Regions from separate parts of the Mus musculus genome. Here region 2 is linked to region 1. The links are chromatin loops, found by intact Hi-C in ENCODE. Cell type or tissue: left cerebral cortex. All regions are shown on one strand. Links, peaks and the distances in the headings refer to the core of each region. The heading gives the core; the rest is flanking DNA. Region 1 holds the start of Cbwd1 (COBW domain containing 1). Region 2 overlaps Dock8 (dedicator of cytokinesis 8).

Evidence for each region. Hi-C counts contacts between places; a loop is a spot of excess contacts. Peaks named below come from ENCODE experiments on the same cell type or tissue, not always from the same donor. Only the 100,000 strongest peaks of a DNase experiment are listed, where the experiment ranks them.
Region 2: a loop joins it to region 1, with 2.1 times the contacts of the local background. A loop is called at or near these places in 7 of 42 quality-filtered maps.

What each region holds. Positions count from the first base shown.
Region 1 is chr19:24,954,728-24,970,770 of GRCm38, reverse strand. It overlaps Cbwd1 (COBW domain containing 1), which reads left to right and starts at 9,155. Exons shown (of 15, transcript NM_146097.3): 1 at 9,155-9,387; 2 at 12,781-12,867; 3 at 15,339-15,435. The coding sequence starts at 9,240. In left cerebral cortex, for the core only: CTCF peaks have their summits at 8,919 and 12,025 (motif pointing left); DNase peaks (open chromatin) are centred at 9,082 and 12,035; H3K4me3 peaks cover 1,370 bases; H3K27ac peaks cover 361 bases.
Region 2 is chr19:25,062,404-25,070,403 of GRCm38, reverse strand. It overlaps Dock8 (dedicator of cytokinesis 8), which reads right to left. Exons shown (of 48, transcript NM_028785.3): 4 at 4,945-5,016. Among named protein-coding and RNA genes, the nearest start is that of Gm34235, 30 kb to the left of the region's middle. In left cerebral cortex, for the core only: no CTCF peak of the experiment used is centred there; a DNase peak (open chromatin) is centred at 3,801.

The sequences.
Region 1 (16,043 bases), core at 4,577-12,576:
AGCCATGGGGATACAAGTTATTTTCTAAGCTCACTTAGAACATACACATAACATATGTGTGAATATATATATATACATATATATGTATATAATTTATATGGGATTATTCCACATGGGGTGATAATGCTCCCCAAAAGAGTTATAGACTAGCAAAAACCCAAGTGCCAAGCAAGAGACATCTCCCCTTATATTGTTGGTCAAGGGGATCTTGTGGGAAGCCGCCCTCACATTCGCCGTTGCAAGATGGCACTGACATCCTGTGTTCTAAGTGGTAAACAAATAATCTGCGCATGTGCCAAGGGTAGTTCTCCACTCCATGTGCTCTGCCTTCCCCATGACGACAACTCGGCCGATGGGCTGCAGCCAATCAGGGAGTGACACGTCCTAGGTGGAGGATAATTCTCCTTAAAAGGGACAGGGTTTCGCCATTCTCTCTCTTGCTCTCTTGCTCCTGAAGATATGTAAGCAATAAAGCTTTGCCGCAGAAGATTCCGGTTTGTTGTGTTCTTCCTGGCCGGTCGCGAGAACGCGTGTAAGAGGATCCAAAGGTCCCCCAAACAGTATAAGCTAATTGCCATTGTCTTTGCTTACCTCACAGAACTTGAAGGTAAGACCCCATTGCTGAAGATACCACTCTCTTCAGACACAGGACTTAGAGGAACCAAGCTGGCCTGGAAGCTTCTCCCCCAAGGAGAAGAACCACGGCTGTGGATGTGTACCCACGTGGCGTTTTCCAGCCACAAGGAGCTATGATTTCACAAGGTTAGAAATATTGGGATAGCACTTTTATCATCAATTGGCTCTGAAATTATTGCATTGGCATCTTATAAATTGTGATATTATTGATACATAAATCTGATTGATTAATTAAGCATTAAGAGTCTTGATTCTAGTGGGGTACTGGATATTGTGATGTGATGGCTGACCATGGGGTGCTTAGGGCGTTATGTGGTTGCAAGAGGAACTGGAGGTGGGAAGCTGGAGAGATGGCCCGGCAGGAGCCCTGTCGTCCAGTGTGGCCAGAGACTTGGCGGGCCGTTAGGAGCACAGGAGCGTGGTCTGACCCAAGGAGAGTTGGCGGGTTCATTTTTTAAAAAAATTTCCCACAACAGATGGTTCCCTGAAGATGCCACACAAACTGCCAAGGTAGAGACATTACCAATGGACCTATCCAGCTGTGAAGCCTGGAAATTATAACAATAATTGGTGTAACAGTACTAATAAGTGGCACTTTTACCTTGGGGATAAGCAACAGCAGATTGGACTTCAAGCTAGCCCAGCAGGAGTGAATCTCTGCTGGTTAGGTCTTTGTCATTTTGACACAGTCCAAAGTCATGTGCAAAGAAGCAACTTCAATGAGGAAAATGCCTCTAGCAGATTGGCCTGCAGGCAACTCTGTGGAACTTTTTCTTAATTGATGTGGGAGGGCTCAGCCTGCTGTGGCTGGTGCCACCCCTGAGCAGATGGTCCTAGGTGTTATAAAAAGCAAGCTGAGGCAGCCACAAAGAGTAGTAATTCAGTAATCAGCATTCCTCCATTGTCTGTTTCAGGCCCTGCCCCATATTCTTGCCTTAAGTTCTTACCCTGACTTCCCTTCACAATAGAGTATAAGCTGTAAAATAAAGTAAATTCTTTCCTCCCAAGATGCTTTTGGTCATGGTGTTTATCACAGAGATAGATGGCAAACTAAGACAAGAACTCATACCTGGGATTGTAAGCCTAGCCCCAAGACCTTATAGCCACAGATGTCATAGACCCTAGCAGAGAACATACTACTGCCATTTTCCTAAGTCAATCTAGCTTCCAATTGTACTGTATACTAAATACTTGCACACACAGTAAGTGCACCTCTCAATTCTTTGTGCAGCAGATAGAGGCTACTACAGAGATCCACACTGGTAACAATATAGACAATAAGTGACAATAGGATGTGTATCCCCAAATGATACATCCACAGTTCAACCCTCAACACCCAAGGCTCAGGGAACATCATGGAATAGGGGTTGCAAAGGTTGTGAGAGCCAGGAGAGACCAGGATGCCAGCTGAGAGAACATGTCTTCCAGATAGGACAAGGATATTGTACTCATGAAATCTTAGCCTGTATCCCTCCTCTGCACAATGAGCACACAAGTAGACATGGATGGTGGAAAACTTCATATGGCCTCACCTGTAGATAAGGTAATCAATGGTTGTACACACACACACACACACACACACACACACACACAAAATATAAATTATAAAAGGACAGGTCATGAATTTGAGGGAGGGGAGATACTGGAGGAGTTGAAGGAGGACAGGGAAGGCTTGGAATGGTGTAAATACAGTGTACTAATAAATGAAATTCTCAACAATTTTTTTAAAAAGATTTATTTATTTATTATATGTAAGTACACTGTAGCTGACTTCAGACACACCAGAAGAGGGCGGCAGACCTCATTATGGGTGGTTGTGAGCCACCATGTGGTTGCTGGGATTTGCACTCAGGACCTTCGGAAGAGCAGTCGGCGCTCTTAACCACTGAGCCATCTCGCCAGCCCAACAATTATTTTTTTAAGTAAAGAAGGGGAGGAGGAATAATAGAGTCCTTAGCTCAGGAACTCTCCTGTTAGTTCAGATATTTATTGTACCAGTGAAACAATATAGTTACTGTGTAGGAGAATAAGTATGCTGAAAGTTACTCATTTGAGGACATTTCCTTAAAGAAAGAAGACGTAAAGAGGTGGAGAGAAGGAAGTGGCTTGAAAAATCTATGTTGCTATGAATTTGAAGCAGCCCACACTGAGGCTCATGGGCAGGAAGGAAATGTTAAATTAATAAAAAGAAGTAAATTAATCTTATGAAAGTTTCATTAATCTTTGTCTTTCAGTACAATTTTAGTGGGTGCTGTGTTCTGAATGTGTCCCCTAAATTTATACAGTCGGAGTTTAATCACCAGTGTGACAGTATTAAGAGGTGAGGCCTTTAGGAGTGAGTAAGTAACATGGTTTGTCCTCATGGATGAGATTAATGATCTCATACAAAAATGTAGGGCTTCTGATCATTGGCCCGCTGAGGACACAGCACATGTCTTCTCGGGAGGACACAGATGCCATGCCTTCATCAGACAACACACCTGCGAATGCCTTGATCTTGGACTTCACTGTTTTCAGAGTTTCATGAAGTAGCTTTCTTTCATTTGCAAGGTCCCCAGTTCCGTGTTCTGTTAGAACATCATGGAGTTACTAAGACAGAGAACTTGCCCAAAAGGAGTTGAAGGAATTAGAAAATACTGGTCTCCAATTCAGGTCTTTGCTCAGTGAATTGAGCACTCTTTGAGGGCAATAGAGAGAGGGGCCTGAGGAAGAGAGGTGGAGAGCTCTCATTCATTTCTGTGTCTTTATTTACATTTAAGAAATAGTGACCTTATATTTACATTTAAGAAAATACTCCTGTGTGTTTGGAATATACTTCCTTAAATCTATAAATGTTAGACAGTAAAATGTTAAGCCACAAAAATTAGTTCCAAATTTTTATTGAAAGAATATATTGCTTAAATTATCTCCCTAAACAATTACAACATAAATTACTTCACTTTTTTTTTGTCTTGCTTAATACAGCTCCTTGCTTAATACTATATTTTACAGACAATCGTGCAGCTCTCTGCTAGTCTGCCTGCAGGCTTTCCTTAGTGTTTAGTTTTGCCTTTGAATTTGTAGGAATCTGGCTTTATAAGTGACTGGCATGTAAGCTAAGCCTTATTAATAATAACCTTATTCAAATACCACAAGATACCAAAGTTTAAAAGTATTGCCAACAGCCTTTGAAATGAAAGTCATAGCTGGGCGGTGGTGGCACACGCCTTTAATCCCAGCACTTGGGAGGCAGAAGCAAGCAGATTTCTGAGTTCAAGGCCAGCCTAGTCTACAGAGTGAGTTCCAGGACAGACAGGGCTACACAGAGAAACTCTGTCTCATAAAACAAAACAAAACAAAACAAAACAAAACAAAACAAAACAAAACAAAACAAAAGTAAAACATAACAACAAAAACAAAAACAAAGAAAGAAAGGAAAGTCGTACCTCCTAAAACATGGAAATGTCTGTATCTCATCTGTTGGCTACTTTCAATATTCTAGTGAAAGGATATATTTCTTTAGAGTGGCTGTGTGTTTTAACACAAGAGAACCAAGCACTGAATTCCAATAGTCAGTTTTAACCAAAGCAGTCACAAGAATCGCTGCCAGTACTCTGAGGCCTTCCTGATATGTTCATGTGCAAGTAAGCTGGTAAACATTAAATATTTATAAAAAATATTTTGTTTGTTTTATTTGCTAAAGAAGAAGAAGTGGACTAATTGTGAAACTCTCAGTTTCCTTTTCTCTAAGCCAAGAGCTATTGCTGGCCATGAGCAAAGCCCATGCAGGAAGTTACAAAAAAAAAAAAAAAAAAGTGAGAGAAAAAAGAAAGGCAAGTTGGCATTTTTTTCCCTTTGACTTACCTTTTCTCATGGAGACCGATATAACTATTCAAGGAAGAAAAAAAAAATGGGACAATGGGAAGTGACAGGAAAATATGCCCAAGGATTTTGATAAACGAGGGTGACTGTCACAAAGCTGAGCTGCTAGAATCTAGATTCCCAGGAAACTTACCTGTTTTACTCTTCACTAGCAGGGATCCTACTGAGCAGAGATCCCATACTGAGCAACTCAGGTCTTTCTCCAGAGGGGCAGGAATAATTTCTGAGCTTCAGCCCCTCTTCTGAGGTTACTAGGTGTACAGTAATTGGAGTGTACTTGAAGCTGCAGAGCAAGAATTAGCTGGAGTGCTGGGTGATTTAGAACCCAAACTTAAGATAGTAAGGAGTTCTTTTTGCTAAACTTTATTTGCTGCAGCGTAAGAAAATATTACGTTACATCAGGAGCTGATAAACCATAGCCTGCTGCCTCTTTTGTTTTTGAATGGACTGCAAGTTATTCATGGTTTTCGCAATTTTTAATAAACTGAAATCTGAATTTTGAAGGTCGTAGAAATCTGTCTTCTCCTTTATTATATAATCAAATTCTCCCCATAGCTGATTTTTTTGGGGGCCTGTAAAGCCTAAAGAATTTATTATCTGGTTTATGTTTTGTTTTTAAAGCTTTCAGATGCCTGGTTTGGCAGAACATGAACTTCCTGGTCAGGCGGCTCTGGAGTGAGCCACAGAGCTGTTGCTCACTGTTTTATGACCTTGGGCATGATCCGTAATGTCCTTCAGTTTCCTATTTATGTTTAGTTTCCCATCTAGGAAGTGGGCATGCAAGTAGTATTTATCTCAGAGTTAAACATATTTAATATGCTTAGTGTGAAATTCATTAGATATTAAGGACTCCACATATCATAATTATTGCTGTTAACATAAATTCATTGACATTAAATAAAATAACAAAGCTAACTGTGGAGGGCATTTTAAGATAAATGAATAACTGTGATACGTTTTACAATGTTATATGCAGGAATTGTTTTCATTTACTTTAAAAGACATTTTCAATTAATCAATAAGGCTCACTTAGAAGAATGGTAAATCTTCTATTATGCTTTAATAAAATCTAGAAAAAAATAAGATCTAATTACCTCCGCAGAACTGAGGCTCTAAATATTAAATAGATAAAAATCTTGCTTTTCAGTTTTATTCATAATAATAGCCAGACACTGGAAACAACTGAGACATCACTCAACTGAAGAATGGATAAAGAAAATTTGATACATCTACGCAATGAAATACTATTTCGCTATTAAAAACAAAGACATCATGAGTTTTATAGGCAAATGGATTGAATTTGAGAATATCACGCTGAGCGAGGTAATCCAGATTCAAAAGCACAAGCATGGAATGCATTCTACACTTATAAGTGGATATAGTGGATATTACTTACACTTATACGTGGATATCATGGGTATTACCCATGCTCTACTCCACAGACCCAGAGAAGCGAAACAAAAAGGAAGGCCCAAGTGAGGATGCTCGAATCTCACTTAGAAGGCGGAGTAAAATAGTTGTAGGAGGCAGATAGATGGAGGGAGCTAGGTGGGAGAGAGGATGGGGTGGGGGAATTGGAGGAGTTTTCAGGATCTGGTGTGGGGAGATTCAGGGGAAATGGCCAGATGGCCATGAGAATGAATGGAAATCTGCAGCTGGTGTGGGTGTGGGTGTGGGTGTAGTGGGCACCTCGAGGACATTCCAGAGAACTGAGATAGGGGAGACTCCCAAAATCTATAGGGGTGGCTTTAGCTGAGACTCACCACAGTGAGTATATGGAACTTGAGTAAGCCACCTCCTGTGGCCAGGCAGGAACCCCAATGGTGCCGTAGGGACACCAAACCACCGACAAAATTTTCCACCCAAAATTTATCTTGCATACAAGAAAAATGGAGCAGAGACTGAGGGAATGGCCAACCAATGACTGGTTCAACTAGAGATCCATCCCATGGGCAAGCACTATTGATATTCTGCTGTGCTTGCAGACAGGAGTCTAGCATGGCTGTCCTGTGAGAGGCTCCACTTGGCAGCTAACTCACACAAATGCAGAGATCCACAGCCAAATAGTGGGTGGAGCTTGGGGACTCTTATGGAAGAATAGGTGCAAGGATTGCAATCCTGAAGGGGATAGGAACTCCATAGGAAGACCTACAGATGCAACTAACCTGGACTCTTGGGAATCTCAGGCAGAAGAGTATACACAGGCTGGACCAAGGCCCACTCTTCCATGTGCAGCTTGGTCATCACGTGGGTCTTGAACAACTGGAACAGGGGCTATCCCAAAAGCTGTTGCCTGTCTCTGGGATATGTTCTACTAGCTGGGCTGCCCTGCCTGGCCTCAGTAGGAGAAGAAGTACCTAAACCCTGCAGAGGCAATGTGCAGGGTTAGGGAGATACCCGGGGAGGTGGGGGGGGGGGGGGCGGGGAGGAGGCGGGAAGGGCTTTACCTCTCTCTCAAAGGAGAAGGGGAGGAGGGATGGGGGAAGGATTGTGGGAGGCGTGAGCGGGAGGAGGGACAGCCATGTAAAGTGAACAAATTTAAATATAAACAAAGCAAAAAGAAAGAAAAAAAGAGAAAGGAAGAGAGAGAGAGAGAGAGAGAGAAAGAAAGAAAGAAAGAAAGAAAGAAAGAAAGAAAGAAAGAAAGAAAGAAAGAAGGAAAGAAGGAAAGAAGAAAAGAGGAGGAAAAAGCCCTTGCTTTTCTGAAATTCTGCTCAGTGACTAAAGTGAGAAAAGAAAATGACAACTCCATAGATTCAATGGATAATTATTTTATTGGAAAGAGATATGCAAAAAGACTAAAGGAACAATTTTACCAAGTTATAAGTCTTATGTTTGCACCTGAGGTTAGAACTTTAAACTGCTAAAATTATCAATTCTCTGGGGAAAAACAAAAAACAACAAAAAAACTGGCCTAGCATCTGAGCACATGATTGCCTTTACCTAAAATAGTAGTTAAGGGATAAAACTCAATATAACATTAACTAATCTAATGTGCACAAGTCAATGTTTTCCAGTGGATTCAGAGTTCTTTTTACCATAATGATAATCACATTTAGAACATTTTTATTACCATAAAAATACATGGTGCCCACTAGCAGGGACTATTAAACCCCTAGTCCTTAGGAGTCACTAAGCTGTTTTCTGTATCTCTAGATTTGCCTGTCATGGACATTCTTCTATATTAATGGACTTGCATAATGTATAGTTTTTATGAATGGATTTATTTTTAGCACATCTTTGAGATATGCTTATCTGGTAGCAGGTAGCCAGTACTTTGTACCTGTTTTTCACCAATTAATTTTTCCAGTCTGGATATGTGGCATTTTGTTTGTCTATCAGTTGATGGGTGTTTAGAGTACATTGAACACCCAATGTATATAACTTATTAAAACCTCATTTTGAGGGGCTGGAGAGAGAGCTCAGCATTTAAGAGCACTGACTGCTCTTCTAGAGGTCCTGAGTTCAATTCCCAGCAACCATATGGTCGTTCACAGCCATCTGTAATGGGATCTGATGCCCACAGAGCAATGCTTGCTAGCCCCTCTTAAAGCCTGAAATTAAACATGGTCAAAACACATAAAAAGATGCTCAGTTTTGTTCAAATCCAAAGAAATACAACTGATGATCACATTGAGGTACTATTTTGTATTTAATTGGGAAAAAAATTCATGTCTGCTAATATTGACATTACACCAATATGATCTCTTACATTGTTGGGAAAATGTATGACTGTCTCAAAATGAAACAAAACAGCAACACCTGAAAACAATTGACAGGAAATTCAGTAGTGAAGCTGGAAATCCAGCAAACCCCAAGAGAGTATACATTGAATGGTACTCTTTTTTATGAAATTGAAAAACAAACAATGGTCAATGTTATTTATGTGCGTGTGTATAAGGACAAACCATAACAAACACATAAAGGAATGTTCAGTATTCCCAAGAAGATTCATGATTATAGTTAGTATTCTAGGCTGGGGTAGAAGAGATGCAATTTAATGTTTTTGGGTTAGGGTACTATCAAGGAATCCACTATAAACACACACAAAGGAGTCCAGAGACTAATGAGAATATTATGAACCAATAAATACAATTATTGATCTGAGTTTACCTTATGTCCAAGTAAAGGAGAAAGAAAAATAAATAAAACTATTACATTGTAAAAGATGAGATAGCTATAATACATAATTATCATTGTAGAATAATTATAATATATAGCATGACTTCACAATTACTCTTTTCCTTGTGAATGAAAGAGATGGACTTCATGAGAATAAAAAAAAAATGGCAACTTGAAAAATGTCTGTCCTGTGGTGAAGCTGCCCAAGCCTAATAGGTGTTGCCTCAGCCCAAGCAACAGACAGTGGCTAACAGCTGGAGCCCACTACAGCTTCGAGGCAAGGGAGCTCCTAGCGTCCTAACAGCAAAGTGCAGTTTGGCCCACGGGCAGAGGGCACGCCCCTAGAGCGTGCTTCACACCCGGGGGGTGTGTCCCTCTCTATAAGGGGCGTGTCCACTGTGCGTGGGGGTGTATCTATCTCTGCGTAGGGGCGTGCCTCCCCCGGGAAGGCGTGTCTAGTTTGAATAGTGGCGTAGCTGGAGGGCGGGCTGGTTCCTCAGAGGCCTGCTCCGCGACGCGTTGTGGTGACATCATCAGCCCCGCGCCGACTGAATCCTGTCGCGGAAACGCGACTGGCGGCAGCTCTTTAGTTCTGGAGTCACTGGTGTCCTGCTGGCGGCATGTTACCTGCTGTGAAAACTGTGGAGGCGGAAGAAGAGTACGCGGAGGATTGTCCTGAATTGGTCCCCATTGAGACCAAGAACCAAGAAGAGGAAAATCTTGACTTCATCACTAAGATTCCAGTCACAATTGTCACCGGGTACTTAGGTAATTAAGGGGGGCTGCCGTGTCTCCTCAGGCACCCGGGCCTCCTGGCCGAGGACGAATCTTCGAGGTAGGGGCTGGGGCCTCTCTTCTAGCATTTTCAAAGGTAGTTTTGAAACTCAGACTCACCTAATGTTATGGTCTCTTGATTAAGTTGTCTTTCATTTGTGAAGCTCATCTCCCCTCAGTTTAGAGTAGAAATAATAAAGTCATCTGAGTTTTCTCATTAAAAAACAGAAAAACAAAAAACCAAAGCAAAACAAAGCCAAATGGTCTATTGTTATTAAAGGATGCCCTGGTCAAGGAAAAAAAAAAAAAAAGAAAGAAAAAGAAAACAAAGATGCCGACTGTAGATTGCCTGACACCTTGCTTAGTGGATTCCATTTCACAGGAACCAAACTCTTCCAGCCATTAGTGACAAGTCCTAAACTGTGCCCTCCCCTTTTGAGGTCCGCTTGGAAAGCACTGTTAAGAGATTGATTTAGAGTAAGACCTTTGTTTTGGGAACTTTCCTAAGCTGGGGGTCTTGAGGGTGCACCTCGGGGGTGTGGTCCTTGGAAAACACAGATTTGTGAAACACGGTGCAGTTTTCTGAAGATCAGTCCACGTGCTTATTTTTTGTTGGAAATGTCTAGATATCCTTTTAAAGCATTACAGTTAACAGCAACAACAAGTAAGTGGCTGAAAATGTGGACAAATAAAAATTGTGGAAAAAATATGAATCAAGTGGTACTCTCATTCCTGTGTGTTGCAACAGACAAGTTGAATCTCGGTGCACCCTTTAGATACAACAAAGAAATCACTGTTGTCTCCACACCACCAGGTTTTGTTTGTTTGTTTGTTTGTTTGTTTGTTTTTCCCCTTCTAGAGTCAGACCAAGGATATTCTAGATTTTACTTGGGCTTCATTTTTATAAAGGAATAACGTTTTGGATTCAGATGCTATTCTATAGAATCAGAGCAAATTTCCTGGTCCAAAGAACATACTTCAGAGTTGGCCCTTGGCCTTTCTGCATTTGGCTTACTGATAGATGAAAGGGACAATACAGGTAATGGCCTGAAGCTCTGAGATCAGGACTAACTCCACCAACCTCCTTGTTCCTGACTGAACCTAGGGGACAGCTGGCCTCCTGTGTCTTTTTTTAAATTTTGATATACCGGGAACACTGTTCCACTAGCCTCCACATTTTCGTTGTTTTTCAACCTATTTCTCTGGCTTCCATCCTTCAGATTCACTTCTGTATAGTTTTTAGTTTAATGTCTTACAGGCATTTCCATACTTAACATGTCCAACACTCTGGACACTAATAATTTCTCAAATCCTGCTCCTGAGATTCCCAACCATCTGCAACACTAACAATATTTCCTCCTAACTCTGGTAGTCCTGAGTCTCCCTGCTCCTTAATATATCTTGGTGCTAGCCCTACCTTTCACCAAAGTGTTGCTTGATTGTCACATCCTTTAGTGGGTTCTACTTGGGTGAAAACTTAAGTTCCTTAGCAGGAATTCAAGGACTTCTATGATCTGGTTCCTTCCTAACCCTCTAGCCTGTCAGATGGCCCAACATATTGAATTTACTTCTTAAGTGGTTTCAGCCTTCCTAATGCTGTAACTCTTTAATATAGTCCCTCATGTTCTGGTTAACACCCCCCCCCCACACACACACACACCATAAATTATTTTTGTTGCTACTTCATAACTAATTTTGCTAATGTTACAAATTATAATATAAATATCTGATTTGTAGGATAGTCTTAAGTGACTCCTGAAAATCATTTGACCCCACCAAAGGGGTCAGGACACAAAGGTTGAGAACCGCTATCTTATAGGTACTGCTTGGAATACTTCTTCCTGTAACTACTCCACCTAGCTCGCCCTTTTAAGTTTTCCATAGCATTTTGTATGTCTCCTATTAAATGATCAACCTGCAACAAAATAACTTTCTAATTTGTTTCTAGCTCCTCCACCATCTTCCCCTACTTAACATTTTTAAGGTCCATGGAGGCAGAAACTTCAATTGGGTGCATGCTAGATACTTTTGAATGAATGTGAATTATACTGCAATGTCTTTTTCTTCATAATGTGGTTAATTATTAAGCCCTAAAAGTTCTCCAGAGAAAATCTCTTATATCCATGGCTTTCAACTTTCCCATTGGCCTGTACATAATTATGTTCAAGGCCTCCTGTTTTAAAAATTTCCTCATTGTTCTGTGTTCTTAGATCTGTCTCTCCTGCACGTCACCCAGTTACATTGAGCTTTCTAAAGTATCTTAAAGTATCTCTTCAAAAACTTTTAAAATGAGTATGACCTAAAGTATTGAAGATATTAGTACCTTGTTATTTCCTTACTATCTCCTGGTTATACCCTATGAAATTTGCAAATGTATTTTAGTAGATGTGCAAACTATGTGTAAAAACATTTTAGCATTATTGCTTGTAACAGTGAAATATTGAGGACAACCGTAATGGCTACCTACATAAAAATGAATGATTTATTCCAATAATTGAACTGCTGTGCAGCTAAGATATTGTTTAAAGGTATTTTTTTAAAAACGTATTTCATTATGAACTTGAGAATTTTTGGTTCACAAGATTATGTTTTTCTTCTGCTTGAGATGAACAAACTAGGTTTGTTACGCCACCTGCTGGATAAAGTTAGTGTAGTCTTAGGAATTTCTCTACTGATAGTCTGTTGTGTATACTTACTACCTCTGTACTCTGTTTCATAAAATCAGTGTTATAGTAATAGACTGCTTGAGCATACTAAAAGTAGCTATATAGTCAACCTGAATTTATAGCTAGTTTGTGGTTGTTGAAATAGGTTGAATAAGTTTAGAGAAATAACTATTAAGAAAGCATCATGAAAGAAATCGACATTTTTTTTAAAATAGGTGACTTTTCTTAGAAGTTATAATTCATTAAGTTTTTATTGAATATAAAATTTAAACAACCTTTATTGCTGTATAAATTATGAAGATATTATTTTAGTCATATTAAGTTAGAAAACTGACTCAACTTGTAAGATTGTTTATAATTACTTACATATATAAGTAATAATTTCAAAGTTTTCAAAGATTTTTAAAATTTCTTCTCTAAAGCCCTCTGTTCTGATTTTAAGTAAAGAAAAATGGCACATAAATTTTTGTTTTTGTTTTGTTTTTTTGGTTTTTTGAGACAGGGTTTCTCTGTGTAGCCCTGGCTGTCCTGGAACTCACTCTGTAGACCAGGCTGGCCTGGAACTCAGAAATCCGCCTGCCTCTGCCTCCCAAGTGCTGGGATTAAAGGCGTGCGCCACCACTGCCCGGCTACATAAATTCTTAGAAACACTAAGATATTTTACATTTTTTGTTTTCTCAAAATTAGTCTTTGACCTTTATTGCTTTAATATATTATATAGGTGCTGGAAAGACAACACTTCTGAACTACATTTTGACAGAACAACATAATAGAAAAATAGCAGTGATTTTAAATGAATTTGGAGAAGGTAAGTGAAGCTTAATGACTGTTATGTTGCAGTAATGTTTGGGACCCTTTATTTTACTGCTAGATTGATGCTCTGTACTTAAAGATAAGATTGGATGGTATTACGATATGAAGCCACTCTGAATAGTTATCAGAAAAATAGGATTAATTTTTATTAACCTAGCCTGGAGTTTGTAGTGTAGTGGCAAAAGACAACAAGAGAGACCCTGCCTCCAGCAGGTGAGAACCAAACTCTAAAAGTTTGACCTCCACACATAGTCCATCTGCATCAAACATGACACCCCCCCCACACACAAATAAGTAAAATATGTTTAAAGAGATCGATTGATTGTGGTGCAATGTTTCCTGTATGCCAAGGAAGTTCTGCTTCTCTGAGCTATGCTTTAAGGAAGGATTCTAATGGTGCTTTGCTAGCTTTTTATTAATTGATATTTTATTATACACTGATTATTTTTACTTTTTATTTCTTACTGTTTACTTTATTTTGTAGTTTTTATGGTTTTTGCCTTTTGCAACATCTCCTGAACTTTCTCTTTATTAATATTGGATGTAGCTTAGTATTATATAATACTCTATCATCATCCAACTAAAACAAGAAATGAAAATATATATTTTTTGTTTTGTTTGCTCTTTAAAACTTTTCCCTGGCATTGGTACATTGTATGTAAAACATCTAAAATCATTCTTATGATAAACATCTCATGTGTATTTACTTCCTAGGTAAACCTTACTATAAGACTTTTTTATTTGACTCAAAGCTTAATTTTTAAATGGCTACATGATACTTTGGCCAAAAACCTTTGTGAGAATGAAGTCAAGTCTTACTGCATATTTAGAATCCTGAACAGTCTTATAACAGGAACCACCAATTTAATATGGAATTAAAAGAAAACAGTCTCATAAGAGAAGAACATAAATTCCTTGTAAAAAGAACATAAAAAACCCAGTGTTTAAAAGTATCTCAGTATATTTAGAAAGTTGACAGTAAATGAGATGAAAAATGTTTTCAGGGTAGTCCTTTTATTAAAAAATATGAGCCGGGCATGGTGGCACACGCCTTTAATCCCAGCACTTGGGAGGCAGAGGCAGGCGGATTTCTGAGTTCAAGGCCAGCCTGGACTACAGAGCGAGTTCCAGGACAGCCAGGGCTACACAGAGAAACCCTGTCTCAAAAAAAAAAAAAAAAAAAAAAAAAAAAAGAACTGGGCAAGTGAGAGTCCTAAGGAGGATAGAATTATATTTTTCAGTTTTAGAATTGTCTTCCTAGGAACTTAAATTATTTAATATTGTATGAATATATTTTATGTAAATAAGTGATTTTTGCCTGCATGTATGTTTATATACCACATGAATGCTTGGTGACTATGGAGGTCACAGATGGTTTTAGATCCTCTGGAACTAGAGTTATAGCCAGTTACGAGCTGCCATATGGGTGCTGAGAACCAAACCGAGGTCCTCTGCAAGACCAGTAATTGTTCTTGACCTCTGAGCCCTTTTTTCAGCCTCTATTCATTTAATTTAAAAAAATATATTTTTATTTCTGTGTGTGTGTGTGTGTGTTTGTGTGTGCACGTGCGTGTGTGTGCGTGTGTGTGTATGTGTGTGCGCGCGTGCGCGTGCAGGCCCTTGGACCTTAAGTCCCCTGGAGCTGGAGTTATAGGTAGTTGTGAGCCATGGTTCGATGTGATTCTGGGAACTGAACTTAGGTGCTCTGCAAGAGCAGCCAATGCTCTGAACCATCTATTTGTTCAGCTCTTGTTTTTTACATTCTTGAGATAAGGTCTCACTGATTGGCCTAGGCTGATGTGGAACTTGCTTTGGAACCCAGTTGTATCTTAAACTCCAGATCTTTTTGCCTCAGGCTCCTCAGTGTTGGAATTACAGGTATATACCGTGCCTGGCTCTATTTAGTGTTTATAGAAAGAAAAGTTAAAATCATCTGGCATGCCATAATTTAAATATTTACTGGATTAAATACTTACTTTGGGTTTGATTTTTTTTGTTGCTGTTGTTTGAAAGAAAAGGGACTCTGGCTGGCATCACTGAAGAGTCATCAGTATACTTCCTGACTTTCAACTTGTTAGTAAAATTTTAAGTTTTATTTATTGATTTAGAGTTATGAAAAAAATACATGTTCTAAGCTATAGTTTCTGCATTATAATCTGCTGTTCAGAACTTCATTTCTGGAGGGCTGGAGAGATGGCTCAGCGGTTAAGAGCACTTTCTCTTCTAGAGGTCCTGAGTTCAATTCCCAGCAACCACATGGCGGCTCACAACCATCTGTAATGAAATCTGGTGCTCTCTTCTGACCTGTAGGCATACATGCAGGCCGAATGCTGTATACATAATAAATAAATAAACAAATCTTTTTTTAAAAAAGAACTCTATTTCTGAATCTCCTCCTCTGGGTTTGTTGCTGTTGTTGTTTTGGCTAGTGAACATAATATAAAAACTGCCTATTTGTATTTTCAGGGAGTGCAGTAGAGAAATCCTTAGCTGTCAGTCAAGGTGGAGAACTCTATGAAGAATGGCTGGAACTTAGAAATGGTTGCCTCTGCTGTTCAGTCAAGTAAGGACTGGGTTTACTTTGTGCCTGTTGACTGACTTAAGATGTCTGCTGATTATATTTCCAGCTTCGATTTTCCTTTATAGATTTAATTGAATTTACTTATAGCTTATACCATTGTATTTTGGGGTAGGATATACATTTATTAGATTGTATCTTCTTTGTTCCTTGCTATTTTCTGTTTGTTCTAATGTTTTTATTCTTTCACTGAATTTTTAAAAATTATTTTCAGTGTCTTATTTCATATATAAAGAAAGATTATTCTGAGTTTAATGCATCCTCAGTCTATTTCCAAGTATTTAAATCTCTTTTTTTTTCTTAAAATTTTTATTTTCATGTGTATTACCATTCTATCTGCATGTATGCCTGTGTACCACATTCATACATGGAGCCCACAGAGTCCAGAGAGAGTGCTGAATGCCTTGAAATTAGAGTTACAGACAGTTGTAAGCCACCCTATGGGTGGTATGAATTTAACTCTTGGAAGATCAGCAGTTGCTCTTACCACAGAGCCATCTCTCCAGCCTCTACGTATCCAACCTTTTTAAAATAAATGATTATCATAAGAAAGAATAGCCATGGCCTGGAAGTTGTCTCTGTAGATAAAGTGC
Region 2 (8,000 bases), core at 1-8,000, 100 kb before region 1:
GTGTTGTCTGTGCAGTTGTTTAAATATCCCATCATCTTGCTGAGTGGTATCATTGTCTGCATTTAGCAGACTTTGTTTTCTCATTACCCTATTGAATACATTCGGTGTTATTTATAATGTTGGCACCTACAAATAAAAATGTTACAAGTATTTGCATACTTTTATGTGAACATATGTTTTTGCTTCGTTTAGTCAAATCCCTAGAGATGGGACTTCATGGTATGTACTGGGATAATGTGTATATATAGATATTTTACATTTACATAAATATGTATATATAGTTGGGCTTTTGGACTACAGGAATAAGATCCAAATATATGAATGGTAGAAGTAATCAGAACATATTAGATGCATGGGTCTCTTTTCTACCTTCAGAAATAGTCAGTCATGGGTAGAGCAAATGTTCTAGAATTTTTCATTATGGGAAGAGGAGACAATTACATATTCATCAACAGAGAAAGAACCATAACTCATGGGACCTTCCTGTCCTCTGAGGAAATCAAGGCGGTCTTTAAAAAAAAAATGGCCTAGTTCTCTGAAACAAGATGATCTCAAAGATATTATTGAAAACCATGATGCATACTTATAACTTACAAAAAGAGACATTGGTGAGACATGAGGACTACAGGTGGAGACCATGGGGATGATGGAGACGAACCACAACCAATCAAAACAGAGTTGTGAAGTCCAGTTCCAATGGATATATCTACAAAACAACTCCCATGCCTAATGCTCAGAGAACACTTCAAAAGGAGCATGAAAAGACTGTAAAAGCCAGAGGATCAGGGAATTTGTTATAAAATTTGATCTCTTAGTAACGTCAGAGCTACCCCCCCCCCATAAAGTCTCACCAACATGACTGCCTAAAACGAGCCGGCAATGACATCAGTAGGCATGCCAAAGTGGACTGGAGAAAGCCCACAGTGGCCATGACATGCCTAACAGATGCTGGGAACCAAACACAAGTCCTCTGAAGAGCACAGGCACTCCTCACTGCTGAGCCACCTCTCGGTGCTACGGACAGGAAGGGGCTCATGAAGCCCTACTCTTAGTTAAGAACTACTGTAGCTGATGGCTGCTGGGAAAGAGAATCCTTTTTCTTAGGGACGATGTGGCTAATACATTGCCCATACCCTGGTGGATTCACCTGCATCCATGTGCACACCATTAGCACCGAATGGACTGAGTGGTAATTAGCGCAAAAGAAAAAGAAAGGAATAAACGTTGGAAGGGGTTTCCTTAGCTGGGGGAGGTGTCCAGGGGAATAAGGTATAAATATGATCAAGTTACATTGTATATATGTTTGACTATATATTACCAAAGAATAAATTAAAAATACATTGTTTTAAATGCTGTATTGAAAACATAGTAGGTGACGAGTGATGAAGGGTGCCTGGATTTTCCCCACGAATAAAGCATTATGGGTACACACAGCGAATGAACGACTCCTGGGAGAAGTGTGTGTTGGAAGAAGTTGAGTATAGAAATTGTAATTTTCATACTTAGTATTTCAGATTCATAGTATCGTAGAATCAAATGTAGGGGTAGAAAAATTGCCCTTCTATAAGACACCAGTCAAAGACTGTCAGAAACTGCCAATGAGTGTCAGAGTTGGAGCCTTATCTCTGCCCACTAGCTTGTGTGGGGAAGGAAACGCATCCAGGACATGAGTGCGCTGAGAAGTCAGCCAACGCTAATCTCCGTCCCCAGTCTGCTTGACAGAATAGAAACAGATATTGTTTTTATAAGAGATAACTGCATGGATAATCACTGCTTCTGAAAAAGAAATGGGACACGCATCGGAACAGAAACAACACTCGAGTTGGCTAAAGGTCAAGCCCCAAACCATACATTTAAACATGACACCAAAGATAAAAACCTTAAGGAAAATACAAATATGGATTTAATTACATAAATCATCCCAAATGCTAAAATATAAACAATATCTAAGCTCTACCTGGTAAGGAACTTATATGGTGAAAGGTGCTGGGGAGATTACACAGCAATTAGAGCATTTGCTGTGAAGGCAAGAAGATCAGAGCTGAGATTCCCAGAATCCACCTAGAAGTCTCAGAAGGTGAGGACAGGGGATCCCTTAAGCAAGCTAGTGACACTGGCCATATTTGTAAACCCTGGGTTTGACTGAGGGACTCTGCTTCAATGTATAAGATGAACAAATAATTAAGGAAGATTTCAAACACCAACCTTGTGCATCTTCACGTATGTGCATACACAATCACACACACACACACATACACACACACATACACACACACATACACATACACACACAGACACACACATACACACACACACAGACACATACACACACACACAGACACACACATATACACACACATACACACACAATCACACACACACACATACACACACACACACACAAAACATACCATTAAAAGGAAAAAAAGTTTGTGTTCTGGTTTTGGTTTTGGCTTTTGGAATAGGGTTTCTTTGTGTAGCCCTGGCTGTCCTGAAAGTCACATAGTAGACAAGGCTGGCCCTGAACTCAGAGATCCATCTGTCCCTACCTCCCAAGTACTGGGATTATAGGAATGCATCATCATTGCCCCAAAAAGGAAAAAAAAAAGTTATCTAAGGTTTTACAAAACCAAATAGCTCAATAGAGTTGTTCAAATTTCTTAAGTAGTACACACTAAGGAAAAAATTACTCGTGGCCATCAAATATATGAGGAAATATTGTTCAATCAGATAAACAAAGAAAATGTCAAAAACCTTTCACAATTCTTTCACAAAATAAAGTATTTTATATTTGCTAATATTCAACATTTAATTCATATATTGATTACATCTCTGGTCTATTATTAAGTCTTAAATTTGTGCATATATCTTAGGTACAGAAATTATAGTTTTTCCCCATAGGGAAAAAACAATAAATGTGCACAGGGCTTTAGGGAGAAGGACATTGCTACACTGTACAAAACATAAGTACAAAAGCAAAAAAAAAAAAAATAAGATTTGCTTAAACATGTGACACACATACATCAAGCAATCATTACTTACTGTGTTGAGGAAGAATAATTAAAAATATAGACAGGGAATCTTCCCTTACTTTGAAAATTCAGGCTAAAAAATAGTACTAGAGTTTGATGTAGTATTTATATAAACATACACAACAAAGAGATTTGATTCAATGCTGGTATATCACTGTCAAGTATGGTTATCTACAAAGAATGAAATCCATTCATTTTGGTTTTGTCTTTCTATAGTTTCTAAATTTCTACCAGGAGCATTCTAAAGTCTTTTTTTTTTTTTTTAATAAAATTTGCAGAAGACAGAAAAGCATTCCGAGAGTCTGTGCTGGTGGGAGGAGGGGCAGGCTCAGGGTTTCAAATAGAAAATAAATCTGAAGACCAAATTTAGTCCAATGGACCTTTCTGTTTATTGTTCCTTCTTGGATTTCTTTTTTAGAACTTTAAATACCCAGAAAAGTGCCTCTGATGATAACATTTTGGAGTCTGAAAATAACTTGTTCTGAAGTCTCTCATTTATCAGAAGCATGGCTTAATCTTATTTGCCTGGCTGGCGAACTTTGCTTTCCACCTGCGTTCTAAGGGACCACGGACTGGCATGCAGCTTTGTCATCACTACCTTCTAGGAGTGAGTCTCTTTCCTCTGAGGTTACTGGAAACAGGATGCATACTTTTCTTTACTAAAAAGAAAAAATAATCCAGCACAGATTCAATGGCACACTTACAGGAACTGGATAAAACCCAAAAGAGTCTTATTATCTATCCCTGAGAACAGTAATTCCGACTAGTGTCGGGAGAGGGGGAGGCTACCTTCCGCAAGCTGCTTATGTTCCAGAGGCTGGCATCTATCTAGTGTGGTGAGCCTCAATCTGTAGACACCTGCAGCCTACTTCCCAGCACACACATCCACATATATGTGCACATGGACACAGGGCGTGGATTTCTGTGTGTGGACACAGGGCGTGGATTTCTGTGTGTTCATATGCGTCTCGTGAGACTGTGCTGTGAAGGTCGTTACCATGGAGACAGACAGAACCTTCTGAAAAAAATGCCACAAAATGTTTGATTAACCCAGAGATAAAAATGCTCTCCATGGAAGACTAGCAAGTACTTTGTTTTGGGGGTCACAAATTCCAACGGCATCTTTGAACCTGAGGCCAAGTTTCAATTCATCAACTATCTTGTCTCTAGGAGTTGATCAAAATAAAAAATGAAGATTAATAAAAAAAAAAAAACAGAAAGTCAGTTTGTTTGTTTTTATGAGACATCGTCTTGTCCTGCTGCTCAGGCTGGCTTTGAAATTTTAGGTCCAAAGTATATCCTCCTGCCTCGGCTTCTTGAGTAGTTGTAACTGTAGGTATGTTCTTCCGTGCCTGGCTAACTCTATCTATTTATAACTTCTAAAAAGGCTCTACTCTTCATGTTTAGAATGTGATTTTTCTTCCCAACTGAGGAGATAAACAGACTGCAGTACATCTGTACAACGCAAGATTTTTTTTTTCAGTGATGATAGAAAACAAGGGATGAAGCCACAAGGGGACAAGATGAAGCAAGCTGAAGCCCAAGACCATGAAGAAGACTGGTACAGACCAGTGAGGGCTGGAGCAGAGACAGGTGGAGCGTCGGGACTCTCACGGCAGCAAAACCCTTTCATTTGATGCTGCAAGGGCAGAAGCATGTCACACTTTTGTCAAAGGCCATCAAGTATATAGCTCAAAAAGCAATGGCAGGACTGGAATGCCACCCAGTGTGTGCCCAGCATGAGTGACGCTCTGAGAGGGAGAATATGGGAGATCTCAAAGCTTTCTGTTCAATTTGTCTGCAACCCTAAAACCCCTCCAAAAAGCCATTTCATTTGAAAAAAATACCAATAATACAAAATTTACATTTATAAAAATTAGCATTTATATATATAAAGAGGGGATAAACTTACTTCCGGTTTACAATCAGCCACTCTCGAATATAGGTCTGAACACAGTCTCTGACGTGAGGATCCAGTTCAACTCTAATTAGGTGAAAAATAAGATAAAAAGAAGTTATTACTGGGAAAAGTGATAAAATAAGTCATTTCCACAATCAAGCGACACACCACCATCTCAAATCTGTGTCAATAAGAACATTAGTGATGTTCTTGCCCACTTGTTTCAAGTGTATGGAGTATTCCTAAGGCAATGATACTTGTGTTTTCATTAAACAAATATGTTGTTGTTTTATGCTCTGTTGAGTTCCTTTGATATAGAGAATTGCTAAAGCACATCTGTGCCTGAAGGCATTAAGACATTCCTAGGGAGAAACAGCTATAATTACACACCAAACATGAAAAATAGGTTCAAATAGTCATTTCTAACAGTTATTTTATTTTCTTTTGCTTTTGTGTGATTTTTGTTTGGGCATGTGTGTTTTCCATTTAGAAAGCCAAGAACAGCTGCCTTGGGCTTTGGTGGCTTTGAAGACTTAGTAAGTGTTGGATTTCTGTCGTACCTGTTGAGGAATCCATCATTAGAGATATTTTCTATATGTTCCACAGTCTTGCAATCAGAAATAATGACAGTATAAAGCTCTTGGTATTGTTAGAAATATATTAGTACTAGACATAAATATGCCTAAAAGCTAAAAGATTTTTATTTGAATATTTTTGCAATTATAATATATTATTTTCCCTTTTCCTTCCTCTGAACTCTCCCATGTTCTTAGGCAAACTCATGGCCTCTTTTTCTTTAATTATTGTTATACCTATAAATGTATATGTGAGTATACATATATATGTTCATAAATACAACTGTCTCAGGCCATATAGTGTTACTTGTATACGTATGTTTTCCAGGATGGCCATTTGGTATTGGATAAGCGATTGGTGTGCTCTTCCCTGGAGAAGATTATTTCTCTGGCCCTCAGCATTCCTTAGCCTCCTGCAGTTCTTTGTCTAGGGTTGAGACCTCTGGGCTTTCTCCCCTTTCATGTTTTACTATAAGTTTTAATTTTTGCATTTATGAAACAGGGATAGAATAATTTGGATGTTGGATGGCCTCCAAAGGCTCACCTGTTAAAGTCTTAGTCTCTGGCATGACATAATTGAGAAGTGGTAACTCTTCAGGATGTGGGGTCTTATGAAAGGTCTTGAAGGGGACCGTGGGACACTACTGTCTTCCTCTCTGTCTTTTGCACCTGGCCATGAAGGGGTCACAAATTACTTCTTTGCTATGGTCTCTCATCACAATACTCTGCGCCACTAAATGGCCAAAGCAATGCAGCCCAAACAGCCAGGGGCTGAAAGCTTCAAAATTGTGAGCCAAAATAAATGGTCCTTCTTTTTAGTTGATTTATCATGGATATTTGTTACAGTAAAGGGAAACTGACTAACACAAGGAGGCAGGACGGAACTCACCCATGGAACTGTTATCCATCCAAGATGAAATTCTGCAAAGGCTAGATAGGAGATCTCTTAGCCCTGACTGCCCAACCCTCAGCTCCATTCCTCATTGACTCTGTAACCTGATGCATTCCTATCATCCAGCCCTTCTCTGTCTCAGTTTCTTCACCAGCAAGTGCTGATGTAATAAGAGGACCTCCTTCAGAGAATCATGGCAAAGATTTGATGCTAACACACAAAGTGCTTGAAAGGGTGTCTGGTGCACGGTAAGAGCTCTGTGCTAGCTAAGACTTAGATAACATCACTATGTACTTAACATGTCTCTATTCAACAAGGCAGACACTGCTGTTCTTCTTGTTGTACAGAAGAAGGAGATGTTAAGGACATTAATCCAAATCATAGACCAAATGGCCAAACCAGGACCTGCAGGACCTGCAGGCCCAGACACATAACTCCCACTACTCAATATAGCTTCCGAGGGAAGCACAGGACAGTTACTTAGAGTCACTAGTAGCTACTCCCATGGTAGCCAGAATGCTTTCCCTGTCTGCCTTTCTTATTACAGAAGACTTTGGCAACAACTGAGATGGTACAGGCTGCCTGAAAGTCATCAGAGAGGTAACACATTCCCTGAAAGTCACAGCAACAAAATGGTATCTCACCTACCAAGTGGCTCTAGGAAAACCTTCTTTATCAAAGTTTTAAAAGTCCTTCTACCTCTAAACTTCCTGTATTCTATACCAGTTCTTCTAAGATTCTGGCCACATTTAAAGATAAATATTCAGACAAATAAATAATGTAACTCTACCAAAAATGAAAATGTGTTGTCAATATTCAAACCACACTTGAAGAAATGGGCTGACACTAAGAAAACTGTTCCCCAATAATGACAGAGACCAGGTTTTTGGGAAACGAGTATTTGTAACATGGAGTAGAGCTGCACACATGGCTAGCTTTCTGTGTGAAGGAAAACTGACTCAAGAAGAGAATGGGACTTTCCATGTCCCAGCTGTCAACACCTGTGCTGAAACACAGCCTAACACAGAAACACCTCAGAGCAAAGAGGGCAGGCACCATGTCTCATACTCTACTTTCTGGGAGAAATGAGAAGACTCAAAAATGTTCAAGGTAGCGTTTTGGTTTAAAATGAGTGAAAATTAAAGTCACTCACTATCTCCAGTGAGGCAGGGGTGTTCATCCTATGGCTGGCTGCTCACATTCCATTCAGACATGAGTCTACGGTTGCTGGACAGCGAGCACTAGCGTCCACGCCATGCTCAGCAACGCAGCTCTAAACGGTTATTTGAATATTCATTTTACACTGCTTCTGTTGTGTCTCCCTTATATGAAACTTCTGTAGAGGAAGGGAGTTTCCCTTCCTCATCTTTTAATCTCAGAACTCAACAGATGTTCAATAAACGTACACGGAAACTTAAGTTACTAATTTGATCCAGGCCTTCGTACAGAAACAAATAAAAGATCTTAACAATTCTTTTACATTCCTTTATCTTATGTATGCTTGTGTGTGTGAGAGTGTGTGTCTGTGTGCATACATGCATGTGCACATACACCTATATGTGGCAATCAGAGGACAACTTGAATGAGTCAGTCCTGGGAAA